Linked DNA regions of Mus musculus: regions 1 and 2 are each linked to region 3. Evidence: chromatin loops called from intact Hi-C (ENCODE). Cell type or tissue: heart. All regions are shown on one strand. Links, peaks and the distances in the headings refer to the core of each region. The heading gives the core; the rest is flanking DNA. Region 1 has its middle 50 kb from the start of Gm42315. Region 2 has its middle 26 kb from the start of Map3k7. Region 3 has its middle 92 kb from the start of Gm42315.

Region 1 (10,055 bases), core at 3,455-8,454, 140 kb before region 3:
CTAGTGGTGTGAGCCTGGATAACTAGTGGTGTGAGCCTGGGTAACTAGTGATGTGAGCCTGGGTAACTAGTGGTGTGAGCCTGGATAACTAGTGGTGTGAGCCTGGGTAACTAGTGATGTGAGCCTGGATAACTAGTGGTGTGAGCCTGGATAACTAGTGGTGTGAGCCTGGATGACTCGTAGTGTGAGCATGTATGAGGTGGTTGACTGGTTACCTCTCTTGCTATGGCTGGTTCAGGAAAACAAACTGTTGCAGTGGAGAAAAGCCATTTCTCTGGAGAATATAATTTATCCTTCTGTCCTCTCTATTTCCAGCGATGATGAGATAGTTGAAATTAAAAAGAAGCCATGCAGTGTGTGACTCTGTCATTCTCTCATGTTTAAGCTGATCAAGTCTGAGAATATGTTTGGTAAGGACACACAAGTGGCCTAGGAACCCCGTCTATTCTAATCATGACATGTTATAGAGACTGCTGTGACCTGACAACAACACAGCCCACCCAGCTTGTAAAGGAGCTGTTTTACCAAGGCCAAAAGCACCAAGCAAGACTTGCGGGCTAATTAGCCCCTTTGATACGCTCTTGAACAAACTGACAGCTCAGAAAGCTGGAGTGTTTGCTAATGACAAGGACCCAACTGCCCCATAAAACTAGAGAAGTGGTGTTTGTTGTCTATATCAAGAACTGGAAATGAAAAATTTAATGACACAGGAAATGCTCTTCAAAGGCCAAGAAGTCTCAGGGAGAGATAAGAGGATCAATGAGTCTTAAAAAGGAGTTTCCTAAGAGTAAGAGAAGCGATGTTATAAGCATGGATATGTATTTCAAAAGGATGAATAAAACCCAGAAATAGTGCTAATTTCACTTTGAAGTATATAATGAAACTCCTCAAGCATTCAGACTTCGACACCCCTTTCTCAAAATGGCCAAAATTTCCATTTTTGAGCATTTATCTTTCTGCCTTTTTCCGTTCCCCGAGTCTTAACAGAATTTTAAAGGAGCAGCTAATAGATGAAGTATACTTCAGTTTCATGTAATGGATTGGATCAGAAGGGAACTGATAAGATGATATTGGAAAAGCAGGTAGGGGGTTGAAGAGCTGCAGAGCGCTGAGCTCTATGGGTCCAATTGATTCCCTGTGAGCAGACCTGCAGTCCCAGGGCTATTCTGGCTAATGGGAGGAAAACACTCTCTGTTCTCATCAGCGTGCTCTCCTCCCCAGGGACTGGTTACTGCCAGGTCCAGAGGTGATCAGGGGGAGATAAGGCCAATTAAGAATTCAGACCAGGAAGCAGGAAGCAAGCCACGGGGCCAATTCCAGAAGAGGAGAAGAGAAACGAGCCAGTGGGTCATGTCACTGTGAGCAGTCCATGTGGAATACAAATATAAGTTGTAAACCCGTGCTGGAGAAATTCATTTTAGTGGGAGACAGGATCAAAGGATGTTTCGACGACAGGGCATTGGGCAGAATAACTGAGCAGAAACTTATCGCTAAATCCTGGCTCCAGCCCACGTTTATCATCCTTTCTGTGTTTTGGGGACCTTTTGCAACATTAGAAATTTTAGTGGTGTACTTGTGGGAATTGAAAAGCTCAAAACAAAACTAAGCAATTTAGCAATAATTTCAACACGATCATGGCCCCAGTGGCATGGCTGTAAATGACACAGTGTGGGTAATAATGCTCCAATGACTGGGAACCTGAGGGGTCTGTAGGGAGGGGTCAGAAGATCTAGAGGTGGCTCTATCATCTTAAGCTTTAAGATTAGCTTCTTTCTCACTAAACATGTGCCATAATGTTTGCTTAGCAATGATAATAATCAAATTCTACATCTGAGAATGAATAAGAGGCAGGAAAACTTCAGAGGCTACAGTGCCAGAGAGCAAGCTCATAGCTCTGCTGTCCCTATTCCCCATTTTCTGGCACCCTCTGCCACTAACTACAGCTCTCTGACCTATTTTCAGTCCTCGGTACTCCATAGGCCAAGTACTCCCTTACCTTAGTTAGCACAAGAATTTGCTTAGGCAAAGAAGTGCTATCTTTGACTTACTTGTATAAAGCAATAGTCTTGGCTTTTGCTAAATGCAGAGAATGTCCTGCCCTATACACCACAGTCAAACCATACCATTGGAGTAACAATAACCAAGTAGATATATTGGACAAATTCAAGTGCATATCTTCAAAAGTCAAAAGTCTCTGGCTAGCCAACTGGGAGCCATCTTTCCAGAGAGAGAGAGAGAGAGAGAGAGAGAGAGAGAGAGAGAGAGAGAGAGAGAGCTATGACTCTCCTTTCCTAACAAGGCTTCCAGGCTCCCCAGAGTCATGGGTTGAGTGATCACTTAATTGTGCCTTTTCTACTTTGAATGCTGCCAGACGCTGTAGGAAGAACTTTACATAAAATACATGTTTCCTTTCTTGAAAGCAACTCTTTGAGTGAGGTAATACTGCTTTTCAAAGTCAGTTTTGCAGACAAGGAAACTAACAATTAGGAAATCTCAGTGCTTTCCAGACACGACTTCCAAGTTTCTGTTCTAACCCCGTGGTTCTTTCTCATTAGCAGCCATCAGAACTGTCTGAGGATGTCTTGGTAGGCCACTGGATGCTGCTCTCAAAATTTCTCTTTAGCAGATCTGGGCAGAGGCCTGAGAATTTGGATTTCTTAGTTTCCCCCAATGAGGCTAGGACTCTTGCCTTGAGAAACATTACAGTAACATCGCCTTCAAAATTCACCTTGGGCTTCCTCTCCAAGCCACATGGAAATACATAGGCACACCGCTAAAAAATGAAACCCTAGCACTGGGGGTGGAGTCACTTCCACAGAACCTGAGGTACAGGTCAAGCAAGAGCTGCATTTCGTGAGTCCCCCAGCAGCTGAAGTGACTTTGTGGTGAGCTCTGTCTCTCACCATGCCTAGGGCATATAACTTCACTACTACATTGCCTACATTTGTGATTTACTGCTGTCATTTAAAATGAAATATTTCTCTCCATAGTAAAATGAAGTTAAAAGTGACCACCTGGAAATGGTTGTGGTTTGTCAATGGTCAGGCCTTTGGTATAATGTTTGTTTGTTTGTGAGGTTTTGAAAATTGCTTTAGGGGGCCCTGGGGCAGAGGCTTTACCTAATTAAAATATTTTAAATCAAACTCAGGAACTTCAGTTCACAAAGCCCCAGGGTTCAGCTAGCAATTGTTAAAAAAAAAAAAAAAAAAAAAAAAAAAAAAAAAAACTCAAATGGAATAGAATAAATATAATAATATGGGGTATAACTTTTTGTTCTTATTTCTATTTGATGTGTTGAAATAATTAGGCAGTAGAAATAGTAACTGACGAGCTTTAGTTAACTATTAGAATTCAGAGGCTAGTCATTAACTGCTCACAGCTGGAGCAGTGACTCCAGAAGAGGCTACACAGCACTGGGGACTGGGTTTCTAGGGCAGGCAGTGAAAAAGGTACCTTTTCAAGGAACTTTAGGAATTATAGTCCTCTTTCCTGGAAATGCATACTCTATATTTCCTTAGGAACGGCTCTTAGCTCTATAATAAAGCTAACTGCTAAATCTTATTGAAACCAGTTTTTCCATTTCTGCAACCATTAGGGCCACAGGGCTCGCTAGCGCCTCAGCCTCCCCACTAAAATTTTCAAAATCTAATGAAGCTAACAAACTTGAGAAAATGAGTTTGGTTTTGATCAATGGTGACACCGAGTGACACAGGTGTATAATGTGCTGTGTCCCCTACCTTGTTTCTAGCTGTTTTCTGGGCTTTGAAAGAAGAGCCCCTGGGCCAAAAGAAGGGCCCTGGGGCACAGGTACAGTGTAAGATGATCAGAACGAGGTTTCTGAGCTATCAGTAGGCTGAACTCAATGAGCTATAGAAATGTGGACTAACTGAAAGGAAGATCAGGACAAAATTACCTCTAACTGATAACTCCATCACTTGAAAGCAGTCTATCAAGGTCCAGGGATGCCGGTCTGATGCCTGAATGGGCATATTTATCATTGTAATAGCTCTTTTAGCTGTAGATGCCACTTAAAACGGTCTCAAAACTACTTGCTTGCTTGGCCCAATAGATGTTTTTCTCTTTGAAAGTACTAATTTGCTTAGCAAATTCACTTTTCCCAGGTACAGGAAAGTAATCTTCAGCCACTTTTCCCCTAGCTAGAGGAGAGGTAAACTTTAACCTAACCATTTTTCTAATTATCACACAGTTTGAATTAATGGGGTCCAAATTAATTAAGGTTTTATTATAGCTTCATCCTTAGGAGACAAGGTTTCATTTGCCTCTTTTGAGGTATTTTCCATCTGAATCAAGAGAAGATTAACATTTCTGCTCTCAATGCTCAAAGCCAAAGGGTTTCAGCTTCTGTTCTCCTCTCCCACCCACCTGAGGGCGGGACACAGTCTTCCTGGAAGGAAATCAGTCATGGGTTGTGTATGTGTGGGGGGTTGTTGCTATAATTAGGCAAACCTCCCTTGGTGATTCTGATAGGATCCTGCCCTGTTTTGAGAATCCTAGAATTAAGCCTTTGATTAAAACCTTGTACCCCTCAGGCAACAGTGGGATTAGGGCAAGAAGGGCATTGGAGACCCTGACAGGACCCCAGCTAAGCCAGGTCTCTGTTGCGGAGGAGTTTGTCACACAAGGTCAGCTAGGATATCGGAACCAGAGGGAAAGGCACTGACCAGGTAGCATAAGGCAGACCATTGGTATAGGCATCATTAGGACTGTTAGCTGTTTTCCCCCAGGTATTCAACACTGGGTGCCAGTAACCCAGGAGGAAGGAAGTCAAAGGTTTCCCAACAAATCGTGTCTTTAATGCAAATGGGAGAGAGGCTTCATTCAGTCTGTGGATAGGATGAATCCATGGGTGGGATGGAAAAGAAAACCATGCTGAATATCTTCCCGTGGCTTCCCCCATCTTGACTGCAGTGCTCTTAAGTCTATGCTAAAGACAATGCTTGCTGGGTATGGGTTTCTGCATGTTGTGGCAGAAGGCCACTAACCCGAGGAGAGATGGAACATGTAGAGATGATGAGATAGTTCAAAGGAACTCACTGTATCATAGGAATGCTAAGAGAGTCAATGGTAAAAGTCTTATTGTAGTCATTGTGTGGGTTCCTGTGACATTCTATCTTTTAAAGACATAGATAGTAAACATAAATGATACATCATATGTGCATTTTTGAGATTTGTACATACAATATTAAAAATGGGTAAGGAACATATTTTATTGGATATTAGTACACTGTACTTTATAGGCTTTTAGAAACAAAAACTTTTGGGGAAATAACCAGCCTTTCCCTAATGCTCTTACTGTGTTCTGGTCCAGAGACCATCAGAGTTTCCAGCGCATCTCTATTTCAGCTCCTTTAGCTGGGTTTCACACTCCTAAATGTATAAATGTATAGGTAGAGCATTGATTAAATGTTAAGACTGAGAGCATGCAGGTACTTCATGACTCTTCCACACCCACCACACCCATCACACACCAACCTGGCTTTGTGTAACCCAGCTGTTCTTTATAGGTCAGAGGCACTGGCCTTAACTTTTAGGTTTTGGACACTAGGTGGTGATGTTGTGTTGCACTTTCAATGACGTATCCAAGTTTCACTATCGAGATTTAGACATCTCATTTCTTCAGATCTGCACATGGCATGTGGCTAATGCGTTTGCATCCTCCAAACAAACACAATTAAGCACAGAAATAGCACACAGAGAGGAAACTGTAAAACTGTTGAATTTTATAATATTTAAACCTCTCAGAGATCCGTATTCCCTGGCTCTGTTGCTCCTCCTCACATGGCTGGCAGATCTGGGCTTTTGATGGCAACGCCTTCTTTCTCTCTCTTCTCTGTCAACCGCTTCTCAGATTCTAAAAACTCTTCTCCACAGAGTCTGAGACGTTAGCCTCCATGTTGAAATTCAAGAGACATACCATGTCATGGAAGCTGAATCCAAATGAAACTTCCCCAAGACTACAGCTCTTCAACATGGATGAAAATGCCGGAGAATAGTTCAAATCCTTAAAAGGTATGTTTTCTGGATTCAATACATCTGCCCATTTTCCCGGATGATTGTGTGCTAGGTGACTTCTCAGTTCGCTTCCGCTGTTTTAGAAGAACTAACTGTTGACGAAACCCGATGCTCGGTGTAGACCCTACCACCCTTAGTGCATGTCCTCCAGACATGATGTCATTGTAGGCGACGTCATTCACTCTGGACAATGTCACCTATCTTCTCTGTGCAGTTACACAGCGTTTCACCAATGTGGCTCCCCCCAGGTGTCAGTCTTCTTTAGGTATCATAGATAAGAATTAGAAGTAGAATTCCATTGGCCAGTGAGCCTGTTTCCTGTCTCAGCAGGACCTCCATATCAGACATGTCTGGGAAAGCAATGTCATGCCTGGAGCACACTTTTTCAGGCACAGATTTATGAAACCGTCAGCTACTCTGGTTCTTATGACAGGCTGGGTCATTATGGTATATGACCTAACCTTGGATCTCAACCAGAAAGAGTAAATCCCTGCTCTCTTCTGATGAGGTAACACATCCAGTTGTCATTCTACTTTTTCTTTGATTCTCATATACTTGAATACATTGAATTATAATTCATTTGAGGCGTATGGAAGAAAAGCTGGTTTTAAGCTTGAAATATTCCACTTCAAGCAGATAAGGCAGAAGAAAAATTAACCCAATTCCTGTAATCCCACAATTCAAGGCTAAAAAGAGAGGGTCTTTCATGTGGTCCAGAAACACCTGCTTCCTGGAACATTTCTATTTCTTGATCCAAAGGACCTGAACCAGAGATGCTCTTTATGAGCACCCAAGACTGGGAGTTTATAAACTGAAGTTTTAAATATTTTTCTCCAATTCACTAAACAGTAAAAGAAATATGACTCAAGAACAAAGAAATGGGAAGCATCTAGATATCTGTGATTGGATTTTGGAGTTAATTTTATGCAACCAGAAGAATGGGCTTGCAGGGGCAGGGAGGGGGCACAAAGACCACCTGCTATGAATGAATGAGTCTGCTCTTGGGTGATAGCAAGAAGCAAAGTATAATGAGAAACTTGGCAGGAGGAATAGAACTGTGCACAGCACTTATCCCACGTCTCCTTTAGTTTAATTGTGTGGCTACAGCAGAGCTTTTTCAGAGACCAGAAGAAATGTGACCTAAACATAAGGATACGCGAGCTTTCACAAGCGCAGTTTGAACTAAGCTGTGCCAAATAACTAAAGAAAGCTATGAGATTAAATGCATAATAGTTCTAGCGTTGTCCTTAGAATGGAATATAGCACACTAACCAAATAGACCCTATGTTTAAAATGCACTTCAGGTATTATTTAGGCCATTTTGGGATCACTTTTCCTTCCAGGAACAGGAGATAATGGCAAATTCAGTAGGACATGGTAAGAGGATTTCATCAGAAGCAATAAAGAGTAGAGTGGAAACTGATTACGTTCTGATTTATTCTGTTCATTCACATTCTGGCCCATTTGTTCTGGCAAATTTCTATAAAGGTGATTTGGTTACAGAAAACGGCACTGTGTCTCGGTAGCACACAGCTTCCAGTCTCACCCCTTCTGCTGCGTTGTGTGTCTCCTGTGAGACTGTCACTCTTCAGTGCTATTGTGTTTTGAAGTTGATTTTTGTCAAGAGGTTACTTTGATTTATCAGTACTTAAAAATGTAAGCTGGTTGGGTGACCCTCATCACACCCCCCAACCCCCTCCACCAGAGTTTCCCAAAGCTAATAAGTGGCTTGATATTCTATCTTTATGTGTGATATAGGAATGAGTCCTTAACGCTTATCAGTGGCCTGTGACTCATCAGGGCATATCAGCCTCACTGTGGAAACTTTGTTCCTATTGTCTTCAACATGGTAGAAGAGAAGGCCTCAATGCTGGAGCGGGGAAGCTGGCGCCAGCTGTCATGGGGCCGTCAACCACGATCCGTTACTCCTTCAACGGGTATGATCGCACATTATGGTTCAGTCTAGGGCTCTGTGGGAGAGTGAATGATTGAATCACTCGCATAAATCAGCATGGAGCAATCTTGCGTGGGTGACGAGTACCGTGTAGGTGTGCAGTGCTCTATTCAAGAAAGAGAAGAGGAGATGGCAGAGGAAGGAGTTTGCTCTCTGAGGAGACAGGTTTCAGAAACTAGGCACTTTCAGCAAAGACAGAAAAGTCTGGAATCAGATCGCAAGCTGGGGAAAGGCCCGTGAGTGGGCTGAATGGGAATAGGGCCCACGCCGTGCCCGGGTCAGTAAGCGACAGGCTCAAGAAGTAAAAGTACTGATGTCATTGTTTCCCCTCAGAAACATTTTAGACACAGCATCGAGTCATCAGTTTTTCTTAGAATAATATTCTGACTATGTTATGTCCAAGGTTCTGATTTTTTGTGTTATTTTTCAGGTCCTTTGGTGGGGGGCACTCATTATAAGTCTCATACCATGGCACAAATTCTTTCAAATAGAGAACTGACTTTATTATCTAATCTAGAGAAAGCCATTAGACTTTTATAAGAAGACAGAAATTCATATTATAGTAAGTAAAGTTGTAAAAAGATAATCAATTTATAAAGAACTGCTTGTTACAAGAAGCTTTTAAAAGCAGCCTTTCTAGTGTTTTAATATTTATTCTGGAAAGTTTAAATGTAGTTTTGATAGGATAATAATGTACTCATTTGACCAGCTTTCCTAATTTCCAGCACTGTAATTTTTCTCATCTGCTTTGTTTAATCTTAGGAATCCAATAAGCAATTTAAGAATAGAGATATAAAGACTCATTACACTATATGGACCCACCAGAAAGTCAATAAGCAATCGACTCACTGAGCCTCTGAGATATGATATTTTTAAATTCGGTAATGTGAAGGGGAAGAATTTATTGGAAGTTAGATCAGTTTAATTCTAGTTTATTTGGATATTGTGGAGAATAGATATGCCAATACCATAGCCATCTCCTAACTTCCTCTAGAAAGAATTCCATCAGCTGGTAGAATTATCATAGTGAGAATAACCTCTCTCTCTCTCTCTCTCTCTCTCTCTCTCTTTCTCCTTTCTTCTTGTGCTTATTCTCTCTCTTCATACACTTATGTGCATCTAGACATAAGTATTGGTACTACACACACACACACACACACACACTCAGTTGTGCAAGGCACATCATATATTATCTTCTCTTCCCTCGCACAGAGTGCTAGCTTTGCTGTCCACCACACTATGGTGAGGAATTCAATCTGGGGCATTGGGTCTTTCCTCGAGAGGAGGTTGACAAGAAAGCCCTTTATTTTCATTTGCAGCAGTATGGAACCCTTTGCTCAAGCCTAGCGTTGTCCCACGAGTGTAAGCACAGTTTGCAGTCAGAGATCTCTAAGCTCACTTTCCTTGGGGCAAAGCAAAACAATTGCTTTCTGAAGTCCTGAGATCTTTCTGAGACCCACTGAGGTAAGAAATGCGGATTCTGTCATACCTTTTTCTATTCTCTCCCTGATTTCGAAAACTCTTGGAGCATTTAAGCTTTTGCAACCAAAAGCAGAGCCTAGTGATATGTACTGTTCTTGTAAGCAACTTTTGCCGTTAGTACCCAAATGCAGGGCACAGGCAGGCATCTTCTGACTGGAAATAGAAAAGCAAAATCAGTAAAATCAAAATTAGAAATTTTGATAGTACCTTATCATACATGTGCTCATTTTCATCTAGTGAACTAGTTTTATGAAATTGTATATAGTATGATATAGATGTATGTTATGTTAATAGAAATAATGACTGAAAAGCCACCAAGTAATGGTGGGCTTTTTGGGCTCAGTAGTGTGCCTAAGGTTCCACACTCCCTAATTGCAAGGGCTGATTTTGCTCTGCCTCCTGATTCCTTCCCATGACTCTGTGCTCATCCTCTGCATGTCCTGTGGAAACCACTGTTCGTGCTTTCGAAGCTATGCGACTACTCACAAAGATGAACCTCTGTCAGCTCCAGAGCCTCAGAAGAGAACCGGTGAGCCCACTGCTCTCCGTAGCATCAAAGCAGCCTGAATGCAAGCTTTCATTAGAG
Region 2 (10,055 bases), core at 2,280-7,279, 520 kb before region 3:
ACAGAATGAAAATAGGATGGTATCTAGGGCCCAATAATAGAAACAAGGCAAGATTTCCCTGATTATTACCTCTTTTGACTCCTCCAAGATCATCCTTAGAAATCTTACCAGTGCTTTGAGAACCTCTCTGTATTCTTTTTTTGTTTTGTTTTGCTTTAGGGGCAGGGTATCTCTTTGTAGCCCTGGCTGTCCTGAAACTCACTATGTAGACCAGGCTGGCCTTGAACTCAGAAATCTGCCTGCCTCTGCCTCCCAAGTGCTTTGATTAAAGGCATGCACCATTGCCCAGCTCTCTCCGTATTATTATATGAATCTATTTATTTAAATATAAATTATTTTTAGTCTTTTTTTCTGTTTCTCTTTTATTGTAAACAGTCTCTCTCTCTCTCTCTCTCTCTCTCTCTCTCTCTCTCTCTCTCTCTCTCCCTGTCTCTCTCTCATAATATATCCTGATTACAGTTTTCTCTCCTCTACTCCTTCCAGTGTCTCCCTAGCTTCCCCAATCCAGATCCACCCCCCCACTTCTTTCTCTCATTAGAAAGAGAACAGATTTCTAAGGGATAACAATAAAATAATAATAATAATAATAATAATAATAATAATAATAATGGAAACCCTAACACATCAGAATAGGACAAATAGGACAAAACAAACAGAAAGAAAAGATCCTAAGATAAGGCACAAGAAACAGTCATAGATGCAGAGATCACCCATTTGCATACTCAGGAATCCTATAAGGACACTAAACTGAAAGCCATAATATATATATATATATGCAAAGGGAAAAGAATATATGTATATATAAATAACATATAAATAAGAGTAAGAAGACTAGAATTTAAAAAGAAATAGGAGAATCCCATTGTGATACGAGGAACCTCCAAAGATGGTATCGAGTTCTCTTTCTATTGGCCATCTATTGCTGGGCATGTAGCCTACCCTTTAAGAGTAGTCTGGTTCCCCAGAGAAACTCTGTGAGTTCATATGTGTACCAGTGCAGTTGATTTAGAAAGCCTTGTCTTCTTGGAGTCCTCCATTCCTTCTGGCTCTCATATCCTTTTTTGCCTTCTTTTCTGAATGGCTCCCTGATCCCTGAGGGGAGGGATTTGATGGAGCCACGCCATTAGGACCGAGTGTTCCAAGCTCTCTCACTCTCTGCACATTGTCTGGCTGTGGATCTCTGTGTTTGTTCCCATCTGCCGCAGGAGGAAGCTGCTCTGGCGATGGGTGAGCAAGGCACTGATCTTATGAACTGACCTTGTTAACACAGCCCAAATCACCCCTCTGCACTGGCCCTGTCTCAGTACAGTTCAATGGGTTTAACTGTTGCTTTCAAAGTCTCTGTCTGAAGATGAGTAATTTTCCTGGAGTGTCTTTGGTCTCTTTTATAAATAGAACTTTGGTGGTTGAGTTTCACTTGTGTTGTAGACATGCTCAGACATGTCTGGGTCTTCTGTGTCTGCAGCTTGGCTTGTTTTTATTCTTATGACAACTTACTCTCCACTACTAACCCACTGATATGAGTCATCTGTTTTATCTAGCCCTGATTCTTCCAATAAGAAAATTACAAGTTATTTAATTGGACGAAATTTTAACTGGAAATTTCATGTATGCATTTCAGTATGCACTTCAATGTATTAAACATAGACATATAAAATGCCTTTGTACACTGAATTTGAAATCTTCTAAACCATGTTATTAGGTATGGTTTTTAGAATAATGTTGACTTGGAATTCATGGCCAATCAAAAGTTTAGCTTCACTTATGTTTGTGGTTTTATTTGAGGAATAGTGTTTATGTATATATGTGCATAACTGATTATATTTTATCCTTATTTGAAAAAAAAAACTCAGAAAAGTAAAAAGAACCAATAAGATAAAAATACTTAACTGTCTTAATAATATCCTAACAATGGAATTTGGGCAAGACTAAAATAAACTGAGAATATTGTCACTTTCAAAGGTTCTTTTGACTTCGGCAGCTTGTCTGCTGAGGTATACTGAAAGAAAGAAAAAAGTGCTTGTATGTAAGATGTTTCAGAAATATTCCACTCAAGACTCTGAAGTATGATGAAAGATAGAATGACATTTTGTAGCTCTTTGAAGAGAAAACCCAGTGTTTAAATGACTTATAATTTTCTTATTTCTATTTATCATAATTTGCAATGACATGTGAAATATTAACCCTGTGTAGGTTTATCCTAACCTTGGAGGCTCCTCTAGGTTTCTTGTAACCACTTTTCTATAAGAAGCTTCAAAAATGACTGGACTGTAAGAGTTGTCAGTAAATGTGTTGAATGAAGGAAAGCAATGAACTTGGGTGAGTGTTCAAAGAAAAGCTGTCCAGGAGCATGTGAGGCGAGGCAGGTATATTTTACATATTGATGGAGGTAGCCAAATGTTCTTCAAAATAATGCAATGCATTTTTTTCTTGTTGAACTAGAATACCTAAAACTATATGTAGGTTTATTTTATTTCTTGTGAAAGAGTTAATTTAGGGCTATTGCAAAGGTGTCCGATTATTTATATTTTAAACAGTTGAGAAGAAAATGTGTTGAGAAATGTTGCATTAAAGTTTTGTAAAACAAACAAGCAACCAGACAAAGGCCCATAAAGTTGATGGTTTGTTTTCTCTTGGGAAGTAACATAAAACTAAAACATTTGTAAACATTGCCTGGACAGAAACTTTAGGGAATATATTTTAGATAAAGGAAAGAACAAATATATAAATAATAGAAAAAAATCCAAATACTGAATAATACAAATGAGGTTAAATGAATATTGTACACCTGTACTTGGAGTACTATGGAGTCTTACAAGGAATGAAGCATCAGAAAGATGTCCTCTTGTAATTAAGAAAAGCACATATCTATCCTGTTTTCTTGAAGTCTCAGTGTTTGTATATGCACACGTGTTTTTGAGCAAGAAAAATACAGAGAAAACTTGGGAGATACAAACCCAAATGCAACCGTGCTCCCTCCAGAAGTGAATGGACTGGGCTTCTTAGATAGGGAGTCTTTACTTAATACATTTTTTTTTAAAAGGAAGAAAAGACACATTATATGGGAACATGGTGAGTCACTTGGCAAGCACATAGTTAATAAGTTTGCAGGAAGTTTCCAGATTTTTTTTTTTGAGTAATCCTTTGTTAGACTATAAACTAGGTTAGGCTAAGTTGGTGATTTCTGATCTTGCAGTAGCCATGGACTCTGTAGTTTGCATAGGGGCTCAGGTAGAATTCCTGTACGTGGAGATGATGAAAGCAAAGCGCTCGCTGAGAGAGGAGTGAGGGGGTTTCTCTGCCTTCCCTTTTCTTAATCTTCTCACAGCTCCTAGGGCTCTGAACAACACAGTTTGAAATACACTGGTCTCTTCCTGGGATGCCTTTGATTTAGTCCTTCCTGAAGGTCAGAGGAATATACCAGTTCTGTGATTTTAAAATACAGAGAATAAAGAATGCCTAGAGGTAACCCCTGAGTTCCACCTTGTCTTGCAGAAGACATTTGGATAGGAATCACTCACAGCGTGCTAGATGTTTCTGGCTGCACAATAGAGCGAGGGTGGCTTTTGGCTGGCACTCCTTAGCTTTGGAGTCCTCGCCCTTTCACTCTGAAGGTTCAGGCATAGGATCTGCACCCTCTGTATGGCTAGACAACTAGACCTCTTGTTAAGGCAATACCTGTAAGTCCTGTAAACCGTTGCGCCACCTCTCTTAGTTATAACTAGACAAGCAGCTTTTAAAAGTAAAGTTGCTTTGTATTTAGTTTAAGAATATGCCTTTTCCAGATGCAAGCAACTGATCAAAGGACCTGCATTTTCTTCAAGACTTAAATATTTAATAGTGGAATCTGTCAGGAATCATTCTTTTAGGACATGGACACAATCTCATACTCACAGTTTTAGGCAAACACTCGAATTTTCAGATGATCTACTCCATTAGACCATTTCTCGGTGCTACATACATGTTTGACTTGTTATAATTTTTAAAGTTTTGATATATGCATACTAGTGTGTTTAAAATAACTGAAAAAATACTACTATCCACATAAATAAAATTTCTACCTGTCCTTTGGGTGGCTTAATTGCTCTCTCCTCTCTCTTCTTTCTCTCCTTTCTCTCCTCTCTTCTCTCCAGAAAGGGGGTGGGGGGGAGAAAAAACCCCATAATGTCGAGGAAGAAAAAGAAATCTTTTTTCCCCATAAGGTGGCACTGTGGCTCTTTCAGTCTTTCAAACAACCCGTGGACCCAACTGGTATTTCTCTCCTTGTCTTCCTTCCCCCACCGTTTCCAGGTGATCCTCAATCAGCCTCTCATAAAAATGAGAAATAATTTCAAAGGAAACTCGATACTTACAAGTTTGAGGTAACTTGCAAGCAACTTCAATTTCTCTGTTTAGCCTTCTTTACAAGAACCCCCCCATTCCCGGCTTTGCTTTTACAATAAAGTTTTTATAGCAACTTTTGTTATGGTTTATGGCATTTTGTTTATACTCTTTGTGCTCTATATAATATGATGGTGTGCCTAGCAGTCTCTTATGAAGTAACGTACATAAGGAATCCTTGAAATGTTTCAGGAAATAAGCACGAATACCAGCTTTAGATAATCCAGTTTTGTGGTGTTCGAATTTTCTCTTTTCTAGCCAACCTTTATATTTAAGTTGATCCGTGTCTCCTTGTTACCTTTCTATAGGTAAAAATTAAAGAGCATACCTTCATTTATTTTTGAGTAGCATTTATGACATATCCATGTGTGTGTACATTTATATATATTTATATAAAAAGTATTCATTGGCTTACTGTAGGTTGTTTTTTTTTTTAAATGCTCGTATTCGAAAGTAAATGTTTATATAAATTTGCTGTTTTCTGTATCAAAGTTCAGAGCCAGCTGAGTTCCAGTCTGCTGGCAGACCACAGGCCTACACGGATCTCTTAATGGTGGCAGCAGGCGCTGGGGACAAAGCGACAAGGCGGGTCTGGTGGCTCCTGCTCTGGTGCAGAGGTGGTCTCCAGAGCAAGGGGCCTGAGCCTTTAGCCAGCTTGGCACAGTAAGCGGTCATTCTGGCTGCTGCTTGCTGGGTGGCCTGCGGAGCGAAGCCGTGGGTGGGGGGGGGGTGGGGGGGGGCACGACTGAGGAGGGCAGGGTTTTGGTGTAGGAAGAAGCCTGACGAGTCTGTTGGCCATTATAACCATCAGGGGGAGGAAAAGGAGGAAGGAAGGGGGAGGCTAGAGAGACAAAACCAGAGAGTCAGTTATCAACAGTAAAAACCAGGTAATCGACAGGGCAGCGGCTAGCAGTGGAAAGAACGGACGGTGCGGAGGGGAAACCACGCGCCAGAAGCTGCTGGGTCACTGGCGGCCCGCCGCGTGCGGGACTCTGCCACAGTTTCGGAGGGGCTGCCAGGACAGGAGCATTCGCTGGCTGTGGAATTTCTGGGTCACAGAGCACTGGCAGAGGTGGCCCGAAGATTGGCGCCGGTGGGCCGAGCCAGAGTCCGGGAGCGTACCTCCAGCCCAGCGGACTGAGGCTGGGGGCTGCCGGCTGGTGCCCAGCTAACCCCGGATCCCGGGAAGCAGGCGTCCTGCAACAAAGTCTCCAGCTCAGACACTTCCAGGGACCATCCCTGCCAGGGTGCCAGCTGAGACCCGAGCCCAGAGGGGTTTACCAGCCTCACACTAACTCCATAAATATGCACAAGTGCATCAGAGGAGTGTGTGCCTCTCAGGAGGTAAACACAAAGCAATCTCAGGAAAGAACAGTGCCCAGTCTATACCATAAATCGATGCTTTCTTAGTGATAAGCACCCCGTTCAGTGAATAGCTCCTGCCAACCCTCACTGAGTATTTAATGATTATTAATTGTCGAGACACCTTTCACCCGAAAACGGCCTGTCTGAATTGTCTTTCTTCGCCTAGAAGTGCGAATTAAAGTTTCTTTGTTAGGGAGAACAAAGAGAAATCCCAACTATTTTAAGGAGGCTTTAGCATTCGACTTGGCAAACCAGGTTTTTCCCCCCTAGAGATCAACGCTCTTTGACTCGCCCCCTCTCTGTCACAGCCTCGACAGAGTCGTCTGTGGGACTAGGCTGGTGTTCGTGGGCTGGATCCCTTCTACAGATTAGCAATTTAGCGTTAAAAAGTTTAGAAGCCCTTTAATTCAGTCTTGTACTTTGACATGGGAGGTAATTGAGATCTGGAGAAGTTAAGGCCATCTCGCAAATTTGTGCCCAAGCCAGGAAGGGTCGCCAGGTCTGGGCTCCTTGGAGAAGGCACTCGCTGTTCCTTAGTGCCTAAATTTAAGCTCATCTACTCTTGGGAGCCCAGTACAACTTCCCTTCTTCAAAGTTTGTCAAGAAGGGAATAGCTTCCTCCTTTTCATTAGAAAAAAAAAAAAAAAAAGATTTTCTCTTGCTGTCAGCTTCATTCTGACATAGATCAGGAGTGGAAAAGTGTGTGCTATGGAATAGAGTCATTAGTAAATCCATCTCGTTTTTTGTTTCATTTGACAGCAACACATTAAATTAATCCCTGTCCAAAAGAATCACATTAAGGGAGCTGTCAATGCTAATCCCCAGCTCATTGTTGCTACCTAGCTCGGGGTTGACTTTAATAGGTCGCGCTGACATTTGTTTCTTCCAAAAGACAAGAGACATGTCGGTGACTTCATCCAGACCCGAGAACGTTCCCTTCAGAACTTAGAGGCAGCTCAAGTTTTGCAGACCCGGGATTCTTTGGGCTTCTAGCTGTAGGGTTCCAGCTGTTGTTGGAAACCTTGATTCTAATCATTTAGCCCTTTGAGTGAAGATGCTTACAACGATGAAAAGGAGTGTAGAATCTTCTATGAGGAAAACAAAACAAAACAAAACAGCATCCCACTGAAAAAATAAAAATAGGATGTTATTATTATTTGTGTACTTCCCAATTTTAGCTACCCTAATTCTCTAGAAATAGACTTGGTTGTGCAGGAGCTAGAGTTAAGATAAATTAGAAAAAAAAGAAAAAAGAAAAAAGGCTCAGAAGCAGGGCTGAGAAAACTTGAAAAAATATATCAGTTAAGGCTCTGCAGAGGGTTCGGAAAAAGGGAAACATCTTGGCCAGTCTTGGCAGGAATTCAGATAGTGAGAATATAGGCAGCACAGACCTTAGAGAAAATACATTACGCCAATATGAAAACAGCCCTTTAGACGACATTCATAAACTATGACTATAAAATGTCCATGCTCTCTCTCCTCTTGCCCCCACCCCCACACAGGGATGTGGGTTTCCCTGCTTTGTGGGATGACACTTAAGGAGTCCAGAACTCAGGGTTATATATGAGCCTTTGTTTCGGCAACTAAGAAAAAGCAGAGGGCTGATTCAACCTTAAGTCATTTAACCTGTTTTTTAAAATAGGCTTCCCATTTTGAGTTTTATAGATATTTGGAAAGATTTTTCGAGAACAGACTGGGAACTAAAGTCAATGATTAGTGTACAGGTGCTAGAAAAAGCAGTTGCATGTGTAATACTTTTCTTTATTCTAGTTGAACCATGCTTTTTCATATTGCAGGGTGACTTTCCATTTTAAATCATTTTATCATGTACAAACTCACATTTGCCTGATCCCTCATTTCTGGAGAAAAAAAATCTGTATTTTCAAGTTATTGCAGTTGTGCCTCTTTTTATGGTTTTAGGCATTCTAGTTTTACTATATTATTGTATATTATTGTCTTATTATTTCATATTATTATAGTCTCAGTTTCCATTTTTTTCTTGTCAGGGGTCTGGGGCACAGTATCTTTCATTGTATACGTATTAGGTTCAAACTTGAAGAAACTATAATGCAAGACAGATTGACATGAGCAAAGCATGAGTATTTATTTGATATAATCATAAGTGACATAGGAAGTAGAGAGCTGAAGAAAACAGTCTAGTTTGATAGGTTGTTTTGTTTTGTTTTGTTTCTGTTTTATTTTTTTGAGGATGGGTCTCACTTCACAGCTTGTGATTTTTCTGCTCCGGTTCCCCATGTGCTCCTACTATGATCCATTTAATTTGAATTTTTTAAAGATAGGAAGTTCAAGGAAGAGTGTTAATTTGTGGGGAAATATGATAGGACAAATGGAATGTGAGGCAGAGACAATAAACTGGAGAGCAGAGCAAGATCTGTTTGCATCTCTCTCGTCTTTGGAGAGGTGGATTTTTTCCTCTGAGTACAGGAAGGGCACCCCATGTGTGACTCTTAAGACCTGTGTCAAGGAATTCTGGGAAGTCCTTCCTAGGCTTTATCACCTGTTCTGGGAAAGGAAGGTAGGGGAGAGTTAAAGAAAGATTTCTGTTTGTAGGAAAGCTTGAGAAAAACAGAACCAAAAACACACTGTCAACTTAAAATATACCCAGGCTCAGAACCAAAAACACACCGTCAACTTAAAATATACCCAGGCTCTGTATTTTGTGATAGCAAGTCCTGAACCCTATCTGGAATTTCTACCTTTGAAGTAACAATTGTGTCTTTAAAAGACATGGTTTGACTACGTAGCTTAGGCTGGCCTCAAACTCACAATCTTCCAGTCTCAGTGTTCAGAGTTCTAGTATGATAGGCGTGTACCACCATGCTCAGCTTAAAGTCAAGCTCTTACAATCTCCACAAAACACATTCTTTTAAATCTGTTGAAAATTTTTCTATTTATTTTAATGATCAAACAGATGAGTTTTATTCAGAAAATGGGCCAAAGGTTTTGTGGTCCTAACAAAAAGGCTTAATAAGATCAGTAAAAAAGAGAAAAAACGAAGAAAAAAAAAGAAGAAAAAAGAAAACAAGAAAAAAGAAAATGAACTGTGCATGTCCTCAGACTCTGACAACTGTCACGAGTCTATAACATAAGACTTTAGGTTGTATGGTGCCAGTGAACTAAAACCCAGGTGACATTTAGAGCTTGGTGGGTTAGTGTGGGTATAAATGAAATGTTAAAGCTCCAGGGACTCCAAACAGTGCAGAGTATGTATGTATGTATGTATGTATGTATGTATGTATGTATGTATGTATGTATACATGTGAGTATGTGTGCAGTAGTTTACATGCACATGCGGGTACCTGTATATGAAGACAAAAGGTTAATGTCTGGTATCTACCTTGATTACTTCCAATTTTGGGCTTTTGACTGAACCTGGATCTAACCAGATATAGCTAGTCTTGGCCTCCTGGCAAGCCCCAGGTACCCCACGTCTGTCTTCTTGGCACATGCTATAGTGCTGGCTCTTTACATGGGTATTGGGGATCCAGACTCAAATCCTTATATATAATTCTCTACTTTACTATTTGAGCCATCTTCCCACCCTTATACTTTTTTCCCCCTCTGATTTCAAGTCCATTGGAAAGACCGTAACTGACAACTGTGGCTCATTTTCACACTCAAATTATATCTGTGTAACTTTGGTAGGAAGCCCCCGGGCTGGTGTGCTTCTTGCGCTTGCCTGGATACTAAAGTTGCTGAAGGCATTAATAAATGGTAAAACCCTTTCGGGGATGGGAGCACTGGGTGTACGGGGAGATAAGAAACCAGAAGCCTGGGCTCCACCAATAATTAATAGTGTCTCATGAGGTGGTCTACTGTTTTTTGATTTCAAATCATTTGTTCAATTTTTTTTTTTTTTGCTGGAGTGAATTCCAGACAAAAAAGAACAGTCTTTAATTTGATACTTAGTCACTTCAGTGTCTTGTGCTGAGCCAGTTAAGATTGCATAGTCTTGTGAAAACACATGCATTCATAATCAGTCAGATAACAATGCTCTCCAGGGTTCCCGAGTGGGAAAGCAAGAGATCATAGATTCAGATATGTGGCTTCAAAGTCACGGCAGCATCTGAGAAGTTCCTGTTCTTCATTTTTACTCTTTATTCTTAGAATTGAAAGGAAAACAATGCTGTGAACATTTCTAATTAAATACAGAATAAAACTAAGCCCAGCATCCACGAGGTAAGGGTTTAGGAGGAAAGAGTTCTTGTTTTCTTATGGAACGGGCTAAACCGACAGACGGTTTTATACAGTGACAGTGTAAGTGGAGTATGCCTTTAATTAAGGCTTAA
Region 3 (10,055 bases), core at 3,190-8,189:
AATCAAGGGGAGTTAAATTATTACTCTCTTTGTGCAGTACGCACAAATAGAATTGATTGTGGCCCTCAGTTCAGGAAAGAAATACTCACACAGCTGTGTGGCAATAATTTTTATGTTTGTAAAAATTACATTTTTGCTATTTTGTCATAATTCTCCAGAGCAAACCCGGGGAGAATGACGTGGTTGTAATAAGAGTGTGTGGAGTCACTTCGCCATTCTCAGGTCATAAATTATCTCATGGACGTGCAGATTAAATGCAAGCAGGATCATTTGAAATCAGTGGTAGATAAATATGAACAAATAAAAAACAAGTGCTAGTTTACAATGACATTAGGCAGAATTCATTTACTTCAGGAGACAAATGAGTTAGGTACCCGGTTTAGACAAGTTTTTATTTCTACCCAAGGCTTGAGATACCATGGGGTGGTTGGCAAAGTGTGTACCAAGTGTGGTGTGGTCCAGGATTGCCTAGTTTATGGGATGGAGATGTCCTAGACACTAGATCATCTGGAACCATAATGGAGTCAATTCATTTCTTACAGTCTTGCTGGTTAGATGGTATCACCTTCTAACTTGAAGCTGATTTTGAACCATGAGACTCAGAGATGCCCCCAGTCTCTGTTGCCTGCTTTTACAGCTGCCTATTTATGTGCCATGTAGTATTTAATTCCGTACCATAGGCCCATTCACATGTACATGCAAAGAGGAATACATGTTTTCAGGGCAAAGAAAAGAGCAGTATTGCTTGTGAGAAGGGTACTCAGTATAGCTGGACTCTCCTGTACCAGATTATAAGTGGAACAAACTCTGAACAACACTGAGTTTCCTACCTTCTGTCACTAAACAGACAGACAGACGACAGACAGACAAAAACTTCACACTGTATTTGGATATCTGTGACTGTTCAACAAGACACTCCAGAACCAGAACTTAGAAATCCAAAGTCTCATATATACATATGTGTGTCAGTGTTTGGTACATATACAGACACACATATGTATACTCATTTCATGTCACACGAGTCCTTGAAGACTACCCCACTGAGAACTATGGCCTGTTGGTCACAGAACTATTGGTCTTCTGTTTCACGTTCCTTAGGTTGCACAGAACAGGGGCACATCAACACGGTAAACTTGGAGCGATTGCAAGGTAAACTTCTATAATAAGATTCACAATCTTCACTGAGTTGCTATCACTTTGGGAGCTCTGGTTTGGCTATGAAAATACCAGATGCATTCAAGATAGCCCATTCTGCTTGAACTCCAAGACTTCAGTTATAAACCGGGGACTGAATGGTCCCTGAGGGATTGATGGTGACCTACGCTCCTTTGATAGGAATGAGTTGTAATTCACCAAGTCTAAACTATGGACAGAGCTTCTTACAGGCACACTTAGTATGGTGAAATCATCACAGAACAAAACAAAATATAAAACACAGACTCAATCTCAAAACAAAAAGAAGAGATTCTATAATGCAAATTGCTGCCTTTCTCCCCCCCCTCCCCCCCCACCAAAAATCAACTTTAGCTGAGTATTCCTGGTCCAGGTCAGGATAACCTTGCTGCCACCCAAGGGAAGCTCCTTTTAAACATCTTTTGAAAGTCTGTTTTTCCTGTAGGTCATTTCACAAACAGAACCATGTTTCTGCTGGTAGGTGTGAGGACACAGGCAGGAACCAGACAGCTACCCAGGAGAGTATTCACTTTGCATGAAAACAGAAAACAAACAAAAAACACCAGGAAGAGCAAAAGACAATAACAATACATACCAGGGGCAGGAGGAGTCCAATCTAGGTCAAGACAAGGAAGGGGCTCTTGAGGAAGAGGAATCTCTCCCTGGTGGGTGAGAGGGAATCCATTATAGGCAGAGGGGAGCTGTAAGTTCCCAAGCAAGGAATAGAGCTACATCTTGGTAGGACCGACACCTGCAAAATAGTGGGCCCTTTGCGATTCTATGCATTTTATAGTTGATATTAAATTGTTTCCAGCTTGGGACAAATATGACTAACACTGTTATAGAATTCAAATAAGATTTTTGTATGGAACAAAGAAAGGAAAGAAGGAAGGAAGGAAGGAAGGAAGGAAGGAAGGAAGGAAGGAAGGAAGGAAGGGAGGGAGGAAGGGAGGGAGAAAGAGAGAGAGAGAGAAAGGAAGGAAGAAAGAAAAAGGAAGGAAGGAAGGAAGGAAGGAAGGAAGAAAGAAAGAAAGAAAGAAAGAAAGAAAGAAAGAAAGAAAGAAAGAAAGAACCTACGAAGTTGCAGAAGGACGACGACCCAGGAGTCAGGAGGAAGGGGGAACATGTGTCAGGTCCTGAGGCTACTGCAGGGTAAGAAACACCTTGATAGTGATTGGAATTTCTGTTCTTGTACTCAGTATCTGTTCTGTATTGGCAGCAGGAAAGAACCTAAACTTTTAGATGCCTTTAATCCCAGCACTTGGGAGGGAGAGGCAGGCGGATTTCTGAGTTCAAGGCCAGCCTGGTCTGCAGAGTGAATTCTAGGACAGCCAAGGTTACACAGAGAAACCCTGTCTAGGAAAATCAAACAAACAAACAAACAGACAGACAGACAAAAACCCTTTTAGTATCTAGTTTTCTTTTAATATTCAGGCAAAGTTTTCAGAAGATCCATGGCACGGGTCAAGGAAAGGACTACTCTCACAAGCATTACAAGGGAGGAAGGAATAGGTAGGCTTTGCTAGCTCATCAAGATATGGGAGGCTGGTGAGATGGCTCAGTGGGTAAGAGCACCCGACTGCTCTTCCAAAGGTCCAGAGTTCAAATCCCAGCAACCACATGGTGGCTCACAACCATCCGCAACAAGATCTGACTCCCTCTTCTGGAGTGTCTGAAGACAGCTACAGTGTACTTACATATATTAATAAAAAAAAAAAGCAAAAAAAAAAAAAACAAAAAAAAAGATATGGGAGGCAGCTGTGCTCTCTGGGCTGCCAGGGACCCTCACGCTACCTGTTGCCTGGGAACAGTAGTTGGACCCATTCAATCTCACATTTAGTCTTGTTTAACGAGTTAGCTTTCAGAAAACCTTTGCTCTTTTAATTTTTAAAGTGGCTTAGATGATCACACAGTCAATTCGTACACAAGACAAGTCCTCGGCTCAGCAACTTTCAGTTTTGAAGTTTCTGCATCTGAAGACTGGACCCTTGACCTCATACCTTCAATCATCAGCTAGGCTGGCTTTCTCTGGGTGTCTGGTGTGTGCTCTAGGCATTGGTATGCCTCCTTGCAGTTCTAAATGGCAGTTCTCTTCCTGGGCAAGCCTACAATTGCATTAACTAACTGGCCTCTGAACCGGGGGAAATGGAACCAGACATCGCAGAAGAGAAGAAAGGAGGAGGAAATTCAAGTGTGATTTTTGAAAAAGGCACTTTGTTGTTGTTGTTGTTAAGATGTCGAGAGAAAACTGTGTGGATTGGGGCAGAAGAGCTGCAAGGGGAAACATTGACTATTGCCGAATTACTGAAGGGGGTCTCCAGGGTGAGCCCCTCAATGACACGGTAGGTGCTATACAGAGCTCATATACTTGTTATTGCATTGTTCACACTGGTTCTTGCTCTCTCTTCTTTCATTTGTTTTTGTAGAAGCTGAAGAGTATTAGCAGCTTTGGCCATCTCTAGATCAATCTGTGTTGGAGACGGTCTAAGTGACATCGTTCTCCTCCCCAGTCCCAATCAGTGAGAAAGCCAGGGCAGAGGTGGCAGCTGCGGATGTGCTGAAAGTCACAGGGAAATCCAGGAGAAGGAAACCCGGCAGAGCCTGTGCAGGGTCCTCTTAAAGCTGCTGCAATGACGGAGAACCCCCGCTAATGGCCTCCAATCCCTCTGGTCAGAGCAACTAGGCCACTAAGCAGATAACAGAAATCCCAGGGATAAGAATCTAAGCTTTTTAGAACAAGGAACAGGGAACTGCGACTTGCCCTTGAATTCCCAAAGGCTGTGCTGTGTTTGGTGGGGGCAGAGACACAGAAGGCATCCTTAATTGCTAATGATAAGAAACAGATCCTGGAAACTGGGGCGGGGGACACAAGAAGGTGGGGGGCACTGAGGCAGGACACTGAGCTTTGAGGCACGTGTCCCAGTAGAAGTGGAATCAGAAGTCTGCTTACCTGACTGGGGACGTCCTTGGGCTGGAGCAGCTAGCCAGTGACTGGACACCTTCGTCAGTTATTCTGAAAAAATTATCAAGGAGCTTTACTTTCTTTAAACTTAGCTTATTGTGGACGTGTTGCATTAGCATAAGTTCTGGTGACTAAGGTTCCGGTGTTGACTAGAATAGCTTGTTTGGGTACATTGACTTCAGCTTCATATTAGGCAGGCAGTGCTTGTGATACGCACTGCTCAAGTTGGGTCTCCCAGTGCGTGTCAGCGGTCAGCAGTCCAAATGGAGTTGCCCTCATAAAGGGAAGGATCAGGACCGATCATTGGCCAAGACGTGCAAGAAGGAAGAGACACAGATCCTTCTCAGGTGCCCCCATCCTTTAACATGCAAAGTCCCGTATTCCCTTGAGAAGCTGTGGGGCTTTTCGCCCAGTGTGTTCTGGCCTTGAAGGAACACTGACTGATCTTTGGTGGTAACTGTGATAGATATAAATCTGCATTTTTTTTTTTTTTTTTTACCCTGAAAACGCAGCTGCTACAAGAGCCCGAGAGAGAAGGACGAAGTGTTTTGCCTGGGGCTGGTCATGGGGCAACAGGCAGTTGACTTTTCCCTTGCTAGGTCCTCACCGCCCCCCCCCCCCCCCAACACACAGGTGGTGGGTGCAGCTGCTCTCCCATTCTGGATCGGGTTCTAAAATCATGTCAAAAATCTTGTCATGGGGCAAGCTTTTTGCCATCACACAAAAGCAATTGCTTTGTTTTCCCGTGCATCCTGCCCCTACTGTGGTTTTCCTAGCATATTCAGAGGATGAAAGGTGTCTCTGGCCCAGCAAAGCCTGGCTAGGTGCATTGCAGTTAAGCAGTTAAGATTTCAGATGTGCAGGCGAAACACTTATTTATCCTTGCTACTACAGTAGCAAGGATACTTGCAGGGAAGTCAGGACATTCTACTGCAGTTTCTGATTCAGAAGCAATGCCCAGGGACACAGATTGCTGTGACTAGGTGACTGAGGTCCTGTGCCCCTCTAAAATGGGTCGTTGTACATGTAGCTCACAGCATAGGAATTTGGCAGAAGAGGAATACAGCTGCGCTCCCTGACTGCTCCTCTTCTCCAGCTGCCTGTGCTGGTTTTGGGATTTGTCCTTTGGTTGTTTTTATTTGAGGGAGAGGGTAACGTTTGTCCACTAGGTGGCGCTACATCCTTTGTTCTCTGAAGGATGCTCTCACGTTTCTAAAAATTTCTTGGTTTGGGTGGGGACTGGTTAAAAAGAGTAGGTGCCCCACCCCACCCCCACCTGGCTCTGGGAAGTAGGGATTTGGACTGAAAAGCGTGTGGAGAAGGGCCATGCTGTCAGGATGGGAGTCAGAGTGATGACACCTGAATATTAACTTTAGCTCCTCAGCAAAGAGCAAGTAGACTGGTTTTGAACTAGATACATTTGCTAAATGTACAGATAATGGGATCTTACTAATCCCATTTTTTATTTTTTTATTAGTTTGTTAAATGTTAAATACCACCTTAAAAGTTTTGTGTGTGTGTGTGTGTGTGTGTGTGTGTGTGTGTGTGTGTGTGTGTGAACAGTGGTAGTGGTAGCAGCAGCAGTAGTAGTAGCTGGAAGTGTTTAGCCAAAAACTAGGGAGAGCTTAATTCCCCAATAAGTGTTAGCTTTTATCACTTGTAATTTTATTTTTCATATTTCATTTATCTCTTGCTAAGAGACAACTTAATGTTTTCCACACTAACTATGAAATCTTGTTGCCAGTGCTTTCCTTAATTCCTGAACTGCCTGCACTTTGGGTCCCTGCATACCTCAGCCTTGCTCACTCCTGGCATGACATTATGCCTTTCCTGAAGGGATGTCCCTCAGTCTTTACTGTGCTATAATAATTAGCGGGCTTAGTGCCTAAGCAGGTTAGTGTTGGTTCACTTGATCTAGATTAGAGTCACCTAGGAAGGGCCAACCGCAGTTAAGGAATTGACCCGTGGGTAAGTCTGTCTGTCTGGTGATGGATGCAGAGGGTTCAGCCCACTGTGGGCAGTGCCACGATCCTGGGATGTAGAAGAAAGCAGGTTGAGCAAGCCCTTGGGAGCGAGCCAGCAAGCAGCATTCCTCCACGGCAGACTTCAGTTCCTGCCTTCAGGTTCCTGCCTTGAGATCATTGCCTCACTAGCACCTGAAAGGGTGGGGAGTCCGAGTCGAGGCAACTCCCTCCTGAGTTAGGCAAGAAGTAAGAGGTGATGCTTCCACATTGAACAAGAGCTGTTTCCAGCACAATGCCAACACACCACTGCATGGTAAGTCCCCTTGTTTTCTCAGTAGCAAGCTCTCTGGGGGAGGCACTTGCAGCCTAGTTGACCAGAACCATAGTAAGCAACCAGCTGTGTGACCACGGGATACCATTTCAGGAACCAAATGCATCTTGTAATGGCGACTTCCATTGATTGTGATGACATATTCTTTTGGGCTGGATCAAACGAAACTGAGTCTATTTGGCCATTTTTAAATTAGAAATCTGGCAATCGTTCATGGTTCAAGCTAATAAAGCTTCCGTATTTTAAACCAGGCACATGCTGAATGGAACCATTTCCCCCAATATGTTTTTAATTCCGAGGAGCTACACTCCTGATTCTTCTTTGCACTGCACATCCCTGCAAGTGGTAAGGAGATGTTAAAAAAAAAAAGACTGGCACTGTGAAAACTCAGTTTTATTCCCACTCTGAGATGATCCTTCATTGCTGTTTTCTCATTGGAAGAGTGATTCTCCATCCTTAGAAACAACTGGCAGATGTTCCATGCTGAACAGGCTCCCAGCTTCTGCCAGGATGCTGTGCTGTGGCGCTCCTATTCCACATGAAGTATTGAGCTGCCTCCCTTTCCTCACTCTGGACCCAGAAACAGCTTCCATTCCCTACTCTCTCTGTTCATAGTGCACAGCAACCCCCCTCAGAGTTACACCTGACTTGAACACAGGCAGATGAGGTTAGTTCTGTAACCTACACCTGACTTTCAAGTTAATATTTCCACTATGCAAGGAACAATGTGAAAGTTCCAAGACAGTTTTTGGTTTAAGAAAATCAGCAAGGTCCATCTGAGAATGACAGTGCCTTAGCATTTAAAAGTCACTCAGCGAGCACTTTCTGAATGTTGACTATATGCTAGGAAGCGCCGACCACAAATTCTTCATGGAATGTGCTTCATAACTAGCAGCCAATTTTGTTGAGGAGGAAAATTAGGAAATGCAGGGGGTGGGGGTGCTACAGCCTGCAGAGGAGGCTGAAAAGCTGGCCTCTGTCAAGAGTGGAGTGGAGTGGAGTGGATGAATCTCATCTGCTGCGTAACTCTGCCTCCTTTGACTGTGTATGCCAATCATTGAATGGTGAGTTAGGTATATAAACACTGTATTTGTGTGTGTGTGTGTGTGTATACATGTGTATGAATCTGTACCTGCACATACACATGGTATACAAGGTCCAAGGACAGCTTTTAGGAATCTCCTTACTATATAAACTCTGGAAACTTTGGTTGTCAAGCTTGGCTCAAGGGTCCTTATCCTCTGAGACATACAGGCAGCCCAAACAAAAATATTTGTGGAAACTTCTAAACAAGACAAGATCAGTGCTCTGGCTATGCCCACAAGTCAACTCTACTGCTCAGTGACTGAACTCCAGACATCTAACCTGGCTCTTTAGTGCCTCAGTTTCCCCATGTACAAAACTGATATGCTGATAAAACTTACTTTGTGGTATTATTGCAGGAAGGAGGAAAATGGATAAAATATGTAAATCGTATAGAACAATATCTCTCTGGCAATGAAATCCATGCAAATTTTAGTTTCAGAGACTGTCTTGGAAAATTTCTAATTGTATGAGTGTGTGATTGTTGAAGAGCTGGGTCCTGCAGGAGCTGTGGTCACCCTGGTCTTCCCTGAAGTCATCTACATTCCTTATCCGTATTCCATTTTGGATGTTCTGAGATCATTGTTTCATTTAACAATCCTTCAGTACTCTAAGGCAGTGGGCTTATCATCAGTAGGTTCCAGGCTTGCCCTTGGTACTTAAACTGAAACCCCTCACTTCTCAACTGTCATCTGTCTTTCCTCAGCAACATGCTTGGCTATGGTGCTGTCTTTTTCCTTTCCCTGTGTTCACCTCTTCCTGATATTTGCTGAAGTGCGAACTCAGTAAGGCAAACACTCCTGGAGAGAGCTCCCCTGGGCTCGCTTACAGAACCACAGTCCCCTGAGTGACACCAGCTGCAGGAAGTGTGAGCCTCTTGCCCTGGGCTTCCCCAGGAAACGTTCATGAATCCAAGCTGAGGCAAAGCAAAGGCCACCCTTTCTTGAATCCAAAAGTACTGATTCCACCCTTACTTTTGAATGTCCTCAAGAGCTTTAACTTAGGAGACAGACGAACTCACAGGCCTCTGCCACTCTTCAGCATTATCACAGACATGTTAGAAAGCAGAGACTGGCTACATACGTGATTCACAGTGGGACGGTGGGGCTGTAGAAGCTACCTGAATTTGTGTTGAACGTCCATCCTGGAAATACATGGTGTGCTCCAGCATGATATTATTGCTATTATTATTATTATTATTATTATTTTGTGTTGCTCTTGGTTTCACTTCTCTTCTATTTCGTGCCATCCTTCAACTAAAGAGACTTTTAAGCTCCCAAAAGACAACCAGATGTTTGCACTGGGTTTTATGAGAAAAATTACTTATTATTATGTATTATTATTATTAGTTTTTTTAGAGACAGGGTTTCTATTTGTAGCCTTGACTATCCTGGAAACTCTCTTTGTAGACCAGGCTGGCCACCAACTCACAGAGATCCACCTGTCTCTGGTTCCCATGTGCTGGGATTAAAGGCCTGTGCCACCATGCCTGGCAAGGGACAAATTATTGTTCACTGATTTTCATAGTTTTTCCATGCATCATATTTATATATTGGTTTATTTTTTAGGATGCCATTTATAACTCAGCCAAGTTTATTTTTAGCATGTTAAGAAGTTATGTTCACTTAACTTATTTTTTTTAACACTTTTTGTTTGTAGATATGCTGGCGAGTTTTAGGTCAACTTGACACAAGGTAGAGTCATCTGAGAGGAGGGAGCCTCAACTAAGAACATGAATCCATCAGATCAGGTTGTAGGAAGGCTGTAGGGCATTTTCTTAATTAGTGATTGATAGGGGAAGGTTCAGTTCATAGTGGGTGTGATGCCACCCCTAGGCTGGTGGTTCCATAATATATAAAAATGTAGGCTGAGCTAGCCGTGTGAAGCCAGTCAGTAAGCCGTCCCTCACCGTGGTCTCTGCATCAGCTCTTGCCTCCAGGTTTCTGCTCTGTGTGAGTTCTTTCCCTGACTTCCTTCAGTGCTGTGGCAGTGGTACGCCAAGTAAACCTTTTCCTACCAAAACTGTTTTTGATCATGGTGTTTTACCACAGCAATAGTAACTCTAAGTAGGACACTAGGGGAGAGGGGGAAATTAACACCATTTTTATTCTATCATAAAACAGATCAATAATATCAATTTTAGAGAAATCCAGGGTCTGAGAGATAATATGAGAATTGACTAATGGATGGGAAATCTGCATATTGAATTAGGCAAAGAAAATGTCAGCGTGAGCACTAGAACAGTATTCTTTTTTTAAGGCATTTTTTATTAGATATTTTCTTCATTTACATTTCAAATACTATCTCCAAAACCCCCTATACCCTTCCCCCACCCTGCTCCCCAACCCACCCACTCCCACTTCCTGGCCCTGGCATTCACTTGTAATGGGGGCATATGATCATGGCTCACTTCTCATTCTAGTTCTCCAGTTAGATGTCATCCCCACACGCTTTTCTGATGGTGTCCCCAAGATTTCATCATGTGGAAGTATAAGCCAGTACCCTCTGTTCCTTGTTCTTTCATTTTCTGCTTTGCCTACAC

Evidence for each region. Hi-C counts contacts between places; a loop is a spot of excess contacts. Peaks named below come from ENCODE experiments on the same cell type or tissue, not always from the same donor. Only the 100,000 strongest peaks of a DNase experiment are listed, where the experiment ranks them.
Region 1: it touches region 3 in a loop (3-fold over the local background); 6 of 42 quality-filtered maps call a loop at or near these places.
Region 2: it touches region 3 in a loop (2.8-fold over the local background); 4 of 42 quality-filtered maps call a loop at or near these places.

Annotation. Positions count from the first base shown.
Region 1 is chr4:31,557,520-31,567,574 of GRCm38, reverse strand. No RefSeq gene overlaps it. Among named protein-coding and RNA genes, the nearest start is that of Gm42315, 50 kb to the right of the region's middle. In heart, for the core only: a CTCF peak has its summit at 5,559 (motif pointing right); no DNase peak of the experiment used is centred there; H3K27ac peaks cover 2,149 bases.
Region 2 is chr4:31,933,073-31,943,127 of GRCm38, reverse strand. No RefSeq gene overlaps it. Among named protein-coding and RNA genes, the nearest start is that of Map3k7, 26 kb to the left of the region's middle. In heart, for the core only: a CTCF peak has its summit at 4,206 (motif pointing right); no DNase peak of the experiment used is centred there; H3K4me3 peaks cover 1,780 bases; H3K27ac peaks cover 1,510 bases.
Region 3 is chr4:31,414,694-31,424,748 of GRCm38, reverse strand. No RefSeq gene overlaps it. Among named protein-coding and RNA genes, the nearest start is that of Gm42315, 92 kb to the left of the region's middle. In heart, for the core only: a CTCF peak has its summit at 5,294 (motif pointing right); no DNase peak of the experiment used is centred there; H3K27ac peaks cover 1,295 bases.